Linked DNA regions of Homo sapiens: region 1 is linked to region 2. A link is a loop called in an ENCODE intact Hi-C map of the cell type or tissue named here. Cell type or tissue: B cell. All regions are shown on one strand. Links, peaks and the distances in the headings refer to the core of each region. The heading gives the core; the rest is flanking DNA.

Evidence for each region. Hi-C counts contacts between places; a loop is a spot of excess contacts. Peaks named below come from ENCODE experiments on the same cell type or tissue, not always from the same donor. Only the 100,000 strongest peaks of a DNase experiment are listed, where the experiment ranks them.
Region 1: it touches region 2 in a loop (4-fold over the local background); 3 of 110 quality-filtered maps call a loop at or near these places.

Annotation. Positions count from the first base shown.
Region 1 is chr10:4,115,046-4,120,428 of GRCh38, reverse strand. No RefSeq gene overlaps it. Among named protein-coding and RNA genes, the nearest start is that of LINC00702, 130 kb to the left of the region's middle. In B cell, for the core only: CTCF peaks have their summits at 2,708, 2,911 and 3,119; no DNase peak of the experiment used is centred there.
Region 2 is chr10:4,056,747-4,062,129 of GRCh38, reverse strand. The region is part of intron 4 of LOC107984195 (a long non-coding RNA gene); the gene reads right to left. Among named protein-coding and RNA genes, the nearest start is that of MIR6078, 68 kb to the right of the region's middle. In B cell, for the core only: no CTCF peak of the experiment used is centred there; a DNase peak (open chromatin) is centred at 2,179.

The DNA of each region.
Region 1 (5,383 bases), core at 138-5,137, 58 kb before region 2:
TAGAAAGTTTGTCAAACTAATATGAACATTTTATGCATGAAGACAAGTTAGACTTCTTTTTTTTTTTTTTTTTTTTTTTTTAGACAGGATCTTGCTTTGTCACCCAGGCTGGAGTGCAATGGCATGATCTCAGCACACTATAACCCCCGCCTCCAGGGTTGAAGCGATTCTTCTGCCTCAGCCTCCTGAGTAGCTGGTATTACAGGTGCCCACCACTAAGCCCAGCTAACTTTTTGTAGTTTTAGTAGAGACGAGGTTTCATCATGTTGGCCAGAGTGGTCTTGAACTCCTGACCTCAGGTGATCCACCTGCCTCTGCCTCCCAAAGTGCTGGGACTACAGGCGTGAGCCACCGCACCCAGCCCTAGACTTCATTTCTTGAGTGAAATAGAAATGAAGTCTTCTTTTCAATATTGTTATATAATAGTCATACCTCCTCATCAACATACACCAAGAGCCATTCAACTTACTTTCAGAAGTGTGTGGCATAAGAGGGAACCATTAGCTTATTTGCTTGGCTACTAGAGTCAACCCTTCTTTAGACAGAAAAAGAGATAGGCAGGGGTGGGAGAGCAAGTAATCAGGTAATTAGAATAAACATATTTAACTTTTTAATCTGAAAAATATATAAAAAGTCATGTTATTCCATTCTACTTCAGTTTTCTAGAAGAAACTGTCATCAAGTGAATATGCGATTCTTGAATGCTAAGGTATCTTTGCATTTAGTTATAACATGGTATAATATATTTTTATTCTCCTATATAGTGGGTTGTGCTCAATATATACACAGTGACTATCTTCCTGTCTATAGCTGTCTGTATATGTATCTCATAGTAGCAGTAAGCTAGTGTTTAATCAGAAGAATCATAATTTCCTGTATCTGTTTAGAATTTCATAGATAAGGGCATTTTTACGTGCATTATCTCATATGTAAACTAAAGCAATTTGATTTACTTTCTTCACTGAACACTTTTCACCAAATCTACAACAATCCATCTCATGGATGGACAGAAATAAGGAGGTGTCAATAACTGAGCAGTCGGTAACTCTGGCCTGGCCCAGCGATGGAATGAACCTTGTCTCGGCAGCCTCGCACTGGTTACAGGGGTGGCCTTAGGAGGAAGCGATGGATGGGGGCAATGTCCAGAGGTGAATCCTTCTGGAGCTCAGCCACCCCTACCTGACAATGTGAGGGAGGTGGAGGAGGAACTCACATCCTCCTCCAGATATTCACCTGGCTTAGGGACTTGCAGAACGTTACCACCGAGTCTACTTAGAAAGCTGCCCAAGCCCTTCATCTCCTCCCCAAGAGGAAACTAAGACTCTCACCCAGTCTTGCACAGGTAATTAGGAAAACACAGAATTTGACCACAAGTCTCAAAACACCTTTCCCCTGGGAAAGTATTATTTTATTTTCTTGTGAGAACACACACTCACACACACACACACTATATATATATATATATATATATATATATATATATATATATATTCTATCTATATTTATCTATCTAATCAATCTCTTTTTAAAATTCTTTGTAAGCCCAAGAGAAAGGTAGAGATTAGATTTGTTTGCTGATGTTCCTTTATCTTTCTGAAGACCAAGAAACTTTTAATCTGAAATCTATGTGGCAATGTATATTCAATGTGGGGAAAAAACAGGATTTATGCTTTGCCTGGCTACTATTGTGATAGATCTGGTGATCAAGAAGGAGCAAGAAAAGGCGTTTAGTCCTCATCTCAGCACGAAAGTTCCTCCAGGGAATAAACCCACCTCCAGCCAACCCACCTCTCATCGAAGAGCTCACGAAGTGGAGTGATGTCACTAACCTGCAGGCTTCCAAGCCACTTCTATCAAGTCATGGTAGCAGATGCATTTTTATATTTTTAAGATCATTCTTGGCAACCACATGATACAGCAGGTGTGGCTGTTATAAACATGGTAATTAACTTTGGTCAATTATTTCTTAAAGTCTAGAATAATCTGTTCCATTTTTAATTATAAAGTCCTTTTTTTATAAAGTTACATAACCACAGAAGAGAAAGCTAGGAAAACCTCATAGTTCCACAACCATAGCAAACCAAATAGCATATTTATCTAGAAAAATTTTATCTGTGTATATTTATATCCCTGGGGACCTCTGGCCCTTGGTAACCTCTCAGTACCATCACAGAGGTCTAGTCTCCTCATGAGCTTTTCTACCTTTAGATCTTGCACCAATGCCTCTGATTTACCCTGTGTCAACCCAGATGTAAAACTCAACTCCTCTCCTCACTCCCAGGTGGCCCACCTGCCCCAGGCACAAGCACCATCAAGCACAAATCCATTCTGTCTCTACTGGGTACTTAGGAATTGTGCCATTTTGTAACCATCGAGCCCGTGACACTATAAAGACAACATTCAAGCACCGAGATCAGAAAGTTTCATAATTAACCAAAGTCCATGCGACATTTAACTTTGTTTGATATTTAGACTCTGATTTTCCTTGTATAGATGTTATTGTGCCTAAAATTTGTTGTAAATTTCTTTTTCCTCCCTCCCTCCCATCCTTCCTTCCTTCCTTCCTTTCTTCTTTCCTCCCTCCCTTTCTCCCTCCCTCTTTCTTTCTTCCTTCCTTCCTTTCTTTCTTTCTCTTTCTTTCTCTCTCTCTCCTTCCTTCCTTCCTCTCTCCCTCCATCTTTCTTTATTTCTCTCTCTCCTTCCTTTCTTCCTCCCTCCCTCTTTCTTTCTTTCTTTCTCATTGTCTCCCTCCCTCCCTTTTTCCTTCCTTCCTCTCTCTCTCTGTCTTTCTCCTTCCTTCCTTCCTCCCTCCTTCTTTCTTTCTCTCTCTTTCTCCTTCCTTCCTTCCTCCCTCCTTCTTTCTTTCTCTCTCTGTCTTTCTCCTTCCTTCCTTCCTCCCTCCTTCTTTCTTTCTCTCTCTGTCTTCCTTCCTTCCTTCCTTCCTCCCTCCTTCTTTCTTTCTCTCTCTGTCTTTCTCCTTCCTTCCTTCCTCCCTCCTTCTTTCTTTCTCTCTCTGTCTTCCTTCCTTCCTTCCTTCCTTCTTTTCTTTCTTTCTTGCTATCTTTCTTTCTCCTTCCTTCCTATTTTTTTCTTTCTTTCTTTTCCTCCCTTCTTCCCTCCCTCCCTCCTTCCTTCCTTCCTTCCATTTCCTCTCTGTTTCTCTCTCTCTTTCTCTTTCTTCTTCTCTTTCTTATTCTTTGACAACAGCAATATGTTTGTTCACTTTATCCGTAAGTTTGCACTATTTATTTTAGGGGTTGCACTTCCACGTAATTTCCTTGGGGCCTTTTTATTTTACACCCTAGTATGACCCAGTTGTTTTCTCAGCCTGCTATACAGTTGAATTCTAAAATTTATTTTCTTTCATTCTTTGATTAAATCTATGATTTCTTGAATTCTATTTACTCTTCATTTTCAGATGTTTTGGTTGTTTTGTTTTGCAGTTGATTCTTGTTTTACACCACCACATGGGTGTAGGTCACCTGCTGGTGACCTACAGGTATATCTAGGTCTTCTGATTTGGGTTTCATGTTGTTTTCTAGACCTTAACTTTCTTTAGTGGGGCCTGTACATTCTTTAGTTTCCTCCAGGTGCTGCTGATTCTTATTGCCTTATGCCTGGCCACAATTATTTTTTGATATTCTTGCAATAGCCGTATCCTTTTATAATCTCAAATGAGATGCATCATTTTTTACCCTCTCAAATGATTCTTGAGATTATAGAACCCTGGGTTCAGTGGTTTACCCTTAGAACCGCGACACGAATTTCTACAGACTTCTAGCAGAAAGGATTGCTGAAGAAAGTCCTTCACTGTTGCTGATGAGAAATCAGAAACTACATCAATCTGAGTTTTCTTTTATAAGTAATGGAAATTTAATCTTCTCTTTCTGGAAGCTTCTAAGATAGGTCAGTTATTCTTGGTGTGCTAAAAACTTTCTAAGTTCTTCTTTGTGTCAGTCCTTTTTAATTGTCAAATCAGCACAGTTTAAAGACCAATGCCTTTCTGCAGCTCTAGAAAATTCTACTCTATTTTGTTAGCTTTTTCCCTCCATTTCCCAAGTTTTCTCCTTTCTTGAACTAGATCAGTATTGACTCATTTATTGGCTGATTCTATTCTATTTTACATTTCTTTACCTCTTTGTCCAAAATATGAGAGATTCATTTGACAATATCTTCAATCTCTTCAATGCAATTTTATTTTTTCCAATTTCTGAAATACGTTGTATTACAAATTCCAAAAGTCCACCCAGAAACTCTCTCCATACTGACATGCAACCAGGGCTTCAAAGTTGTCTCCACAATCCACACAACAGCAAAAAAACAAAGAAGACAAAATCAACAATTCTTAGATTTATCAGAGAACTGAAGTCCCAGCACAAGCTAGAAACCCAAAAAGTAGAAAGGGAGACAGATATGGGTACAGAGAGTTACAACTCACTGTGGCTAAAACTCATGAGCAGAAACCTCCAAGGGAATAAGCAGCAGGGCAGGAAAGCCAGACCTGTCCTTCATGAAATGTTGAAGACCTAACATAGACAATTCTGAAAGAAAAATTCTCCAGGGACCCAGTCTTCTAGGGTCACCCACACTTCCATAAATTCCAGGATTCCTGGAAGTAAAATCGCCACTTTGAAATATGCCAGAATATCCAGTTCTTCTTAACGATGCGTCCTTCAGAATAAACCATTTTAACCAAAGCCTAACCTATTTGGGCAAAGGAGAAGACCCAACTCCAGCTCCCTTTAATCTTTCTGTCTAACCTAAGGAGTGAGGATACTTAGGAGCTCTTATGAAGATCACAGCCCAGGGACATAGGCTTGCTAAAAGACTAAGGCCTAATTATAGGACTGTATAACACTTTCTTCTTCCCCATAAAAGAGCCTCCAAATAAGACTCTTGTGTGATTACAGAGGGAGACAACTAAAAGAATTGCATCACACGTTATTTAAGAAGTCTGTAGGGAAACCCAAAGACAACAGGAAACCCAGTTCATTATGACTGACTTACAATAAAAATGTACAAGGCATATTAAAAGACAAAAGACACTTTTAAGAGACAGAATAGGCAAAACCGGACTCAGATATGGCAGTGATGTCAAAATTATCAGAGTAGACATTTAACAGCTATGATTGATGTGCTAAGAAATCTAATTGAAAAAGTGTACGAATCCAAAAGAGATGAGTAATGTAAGCACAGAGATGGATGATGTAAGAAAGAAATAAAAGAAAACTCTTGAAATAAGAAACACTGTAATAAAAATGAAGAGTGCTTTTGATGGGCTCATCAACAGAATGGAAACAGCTGAGGAAAGAATCAGGGAGCTTAAAGGAATGTCAACAAAAATGTCCAAAACTAAAATATAAAAGAAAAAGAGCAATGAAAA
Region 2 (5,383 bases), core at 256-5,255:
TCACAACACCTAGAAGAATATCCACATGACTTTCAACATACTTTAGAAAAAAAATCACAACAAAGTGGCTCAATGACTAAAGAGAGACATTTCTTCTATTTGCCATAAAAACCAGAAAGGCTATTTGCAGAAAAAGAGCCAACATATTTTCTTGAAGTCATTGGTAGGCTGTCTCTTCCCCAAGCAGAAATTCAAAAACACAATATAAACATTTGGTTCAAGTCTTGGCACTTTCTGCAGTAAGAACAATACCCCTCCCTCTCCCTGGTGGTAGCAGAACTGGGGAGCCCTGGGCTGAGCCCGTTCCCTCCCTCTCTGCCATACTGCCTGCTGGAAGACTGGAGGAACGTCTAAACTTAGCACATCGTGGTGTAGGCAAGATTATGCAAGCACAAGGAGATAGTCCAAGCAAATGTTCTGAAATGAATTCATATCTTCAAGATCAGAGTCTAGACTTATTTGCCCAGACGCTCAGCACTTCCCTGCTCTTGTTTTTGAAAATTGTGGTCCTTGGCACCCAGTTAGTTTGTCCTATCTTCATAGATTCTGGGAGGGGGCCAGACACCAGCGTGACTGTCTATGCACACTGCGTGCTGGACTGTCATGTGTGAGGGCGTGTTGTGGGTGTGCCTGCACATGCCTGCATGTGTGAGTGCTCCTTCTTCAGGAAGTATTTTTACCTCATTGCACATTCCCCTTCCTGCATAAAATGAACTCCTTCCATTTCTTAACCAAAATGATTCTTGCCCATCAATCAGGATTCTGTTTAAATGTCATTTTCTTAAAGGTCTTAAAGGGTATCCTCAGATCACTGGAACCCAAGTAGGAATTTGGATAAATTATCTCATGTCCCAGTTCTTTTCCTTAACACATTTTTGCCATAATATATACCCTTGAATTTTTAATTGTTTAATGCCTGTCTCTCACTAGTCTACCAAATTACTGAGGATGGAGACCCTATCTGTTTCTTTATTGTTGTATACTTAACATATAACAAAGTGCTTAACACCTAGAAGCCAGGTAATTAATAAACAGTCAGATAAATACATGAGCAACTGAATAATAAAGATAACTCCATATAGTTATATGTGGAAATATATATATATTATATATACACTGTTGTGATTATCGTTATTACTTTTGTCATCACTGTTCTAATTTGGGGTTCAGTTTTTATTAATTATTTATAAAATTTAGTAATTTCTAGATTTACCATAATATAAATTAATTATTACTATCTAATACAAAATTACTGTTTACCAGCAAATTCTCACAAATAATTATTATAGTAACAAGAAACTATTACTATAACTAAATTATTACAAATTATTATTATAGTCTATGAATCCAACAGGAAACAGCAGCTCTTATTTTGAATAGGTAAGGTTTCTAAGCTGGAGGGATCAGGTCTTCCTTATCCAGCTTAATTTCTAGTCCTTCCATGACATTTTTCCAGATAATATGCCGGGACACCCTTAGCATTCCATCAAGTTTTGGGTAAGAATATTTTCCATCTCTGGCCAGCTTGATTTGCCGAGCTGTGCTAGATGTCAGCAGCTGCACTGGACATTAGCTGAGGGTAAATAATGAACATGCATCAGCTTCCAACTCTGTGCCAGCCTGTGCCACATCTTTGGCCCTGGGTAAGGTTAGCCTAAGTGATGCCAGCCAAACACCCTCTGCAGGCTCCTTCCCATCTTCTTGGTTCCCCTTCTTCCCCGATGCACGCCCCCCACCCCCCAAAAAAGTCTGTCACTCCTGCTGCTCAGCCTAAGGCAAGCTATACACAATTGTTGATGCACGAAAGAAGATATGCTGGACACACAAAATGAAACAAACAGAAACTCAAGGCCATCGACGCTAAAGCAACCCTTCTGGCTGGTGTTTGGAGACCAACACAAACTTTCTGGAGCATATGTCAGCATTTAAGATGGGAAAAAAATGGAAATCAAAAGAGTCCCTTTCCCCTGTTCCTGTCTCGCCACTCCCAAACCGTCGTTACTCTGGTCCCTTCAGGTGAAATTTAGGGTTGGTGGAAGGAGGGTGGTGCCCTGGGCCAGGTGGTCAAGAGTAGCATCACAGCTAGTTAAACTCAGGGCAACAGGAAGGAGACTAGACATTAACGACTGAGGTGTAGCTTCCTCTTGGCGGACGTTCCACATTACCACTGACTTTGTGCATCCCTGCTCATCTAAGCTGTGGTTAGATGTCATCTAACTTGTGGTTCTCAACTTTGGCTACCCGTCAGTCACCTGGGGAGCTTTGAAAACTCCTGGAAGAAAAGACCCCGGAGGCACCTCAGGCCAATTGGATCAGAATCCCTTGGGCTTCCAGATGGCTCCGATGCACCATTACAGCTAAAATGCTTGAAAAGGGTCACAAGGCGTTCAGGTGTTAAATCAGACACAGAACAGAAGAAGCAACTGCTCTGTTTAAAAATAAGAGCCACCTATAATGAATGCTATTTTTAAGAGGTTTTATACAAGCAAAATAAAGCATACAGCCAACGCCACTTTCTTTCTTTTTTTTTTTTTTTTTAAACACAGAGTCTTGCTCTGTGGCCCAGCCTGGAGTACAGTGGCACGATCTTGGCTCACTGCAACTTCTGCTTCCTGGGTTCAAGAAATTCACCTGCCTCAGTCTCCTGAGTAACTGGGATTACAGGCATGAGCCACCACACCTGGCTAATTTTTGTGTTTTTAGTAGAGACAGGGCTTCACCATGTTGCCCAGGCTGGTCTTGAACTCCTGACCTTGAGTGATCTGCCCACCTCGGCCTCCCAAGGTGCTGGGATTATAGGCGTTAGCCACCACACCCAGCTTCTTTTACTCTTACAATAAATTTTGCTTTGTTAGAGTGAAAATAACATCAACTGTGTTACTCTGTATGAAAATGTTCTTTTTCCCTGTTTGGTTTTACAGCATCTCCATTCCTACAGCTATAATTTTATATGATGCCTTGCTGGTATTTGCAGAGCAAAAATATTATATATTATATGTAGTTCCTTCTGCCAAAAGGTATAGAAAGTTTTGTAAAACTATGGAAGAGGAAAGAGCATTAGGTTTATTTTTAACTCATAAAAATTTTATTTGCTTTTTTTTTTCCCCTTTACACGGGTTGCTGTTACTTTAAGAGTCTACTGGCATTTAACTGGCAATAAAAAGGGCAAAACAAACTGTTCCTTCCTTTAGATTGTGCAATTTTATTGCGCTGTTTTAGAGGGACCAAATATGCCTTTAAAAGAAATGCATGTTTAACCACCTTCTTTGTGTAAAGCAGTAGGTCTGTGAGTTGACAAACCCCAAGGGTAAGGTAGTGGTTCTGTGTGTGCCTGATGTTTTTCAGGGATACTTAGAAACAATCTGAAGCTGAGTGGCATGGATGGCACTGGCTCCGCATGCAACCAAATCAAAGACGACTGAGTTTAGCTTGAGCCCAATCATGTCTATACTCAAAGTAAACGCAAAGGCGTCTGGAAGACCACGGTGATATACTATGGCTCTAACCAGAGGAATCAGCATAGAATTATATGTTTACACTAAATTGGGAAGCCATTGACCAGAATAAACGTTTCACACTTAATCGATGACACATTTTTGATCATATAGGCAACGCTATCCAATACCAACAGTGGGTTCTATCTTGCCTTTGGTGATGCTGTGCTTTCTGTTTTCATAGCTTTCTACACATGTTCACATAGATCGAAAAAACGGCAGCGTAATGAGTCAATAGCAAAATGGTCACTGGCGTTTCAAAATATTACTCAGGCAGAAAATAATATGTGGATTTCATAGCAGTACGTATATTTAAAAATAAAAGTTGGAGAATTTGGAGGAAAAGAAGAATTTTTTTGAAAATATGTTTTGCCTCCAAGGGAAATAGAGCAATAACCTCCACTATCAGATAGCTTTTTATTTGTTTTTCCTCTTTCCTCATGGCTCTGTTATTTTCTGTGGTCATAGCAGCAATCAGAAATGAAAAGATTATTATTTGCTATGGGTGGGTGCAAAAGTAATTCAAGTCTTTTTTCTCTAATGTGGCTTTATTACCACTTTCATCAAAAATGTTATAATAACAGTATTTAATTTTGATGGACTATTTCCTGCACACTAGATACTTTGCTAAGTACATTATCCACACTGTTTTATTTAATACATTAGGAAGTATTTATCTTATTGTACCATTTTGCCATTATGAGTCATAGACAACTCAAGAAACATCCCGATGTCACACAGCTAGAAAGTGTGAAGCAAGCCCATTCTATTAAATATTCCCTAATAAAATGCTGAACTCTATTTTTCCTTGTTTTGCTAATATTTACTTTTGAAACTTTATTAGTAAGTGTATGTAAGCTTAGTTATATTTTCCTTGAGAAAATTGAAACATTTGTGTTATATAATGATCCTCTCTCTTTATCTTTAGTAGTGGTTTCTGCCTTTTAAGTCTCTTTTGCCTAATAATAAGAGCATTAAATCAGCTTTCCTTTGTTTGTCTGTGTGTACACGCATATGTGTACAATTGTGTGTATTTACATAACATTTATATATGTATATCAGTTTATAACAGTGATAGATATAGATAATCAGTTTACAAGAAGAAAAATTCTTTTAACTGCCAAATTTTCTAAATTCTTGTAATTTGGATGTGTCTCTCGTAAATAGCATTTAGCTAGATATTTTTTAATCCAGTATGAAAATATTTGCTTTTCAACCAGAATGTTGAGTCGATTCCCATTTAGTGTTGAAGGGAAGAGTGCTAATTGCCTACAGTTTCCATTCTCCACTTCTTCCTTCTACTCATAGAACCTTCTCCCAGGTCCTTCCCTGAGCTGAGTGTGTCCTGGGAGTGCTCGTAGCTACGTATGAGTGAGCTGGGGGAAGTAGAATGGAGCAAAGGTGCACAGGCTGCTGGGGGTGACTGGGTCTCAGTCTGAGAAAGGAGCTCCTAGGTGTCCACCTTCACCCGTTCCTGTAGACCCAGCTATGGTCACAGCTGAAAAGGCACCTTAGAGCCAGTGAAGCAGGCCGAGAGAAGAGTGTGCAGGGCCATCCACAAGCCTATGTCCACTCGTGGGGACTCTCCAGAGAGGGAGAAATCCACTCCTCTTCTCTTCCTTACAGAAGCTCAGCCTGTTCTTCCATCAGAACCTTTTGGATTGCTGACATATTTGACTTTTATTTTACTATCTCATATTGTGCTTTCTATTCTTCTCATGCGTGCTATCATTCTTTTGGACTTTTCTTCCTTCTTGGCGTTTTTTGAATTTAGAGGCTTTTTTCCTCTCCCTACATTTAAAAATTTTCCACCAAGTTGAATTTACAGTCCCTATTTCTATTATGTTAGTGTTTAGTATTATTTAACAGTTCCCATACAGAAGTCAAAA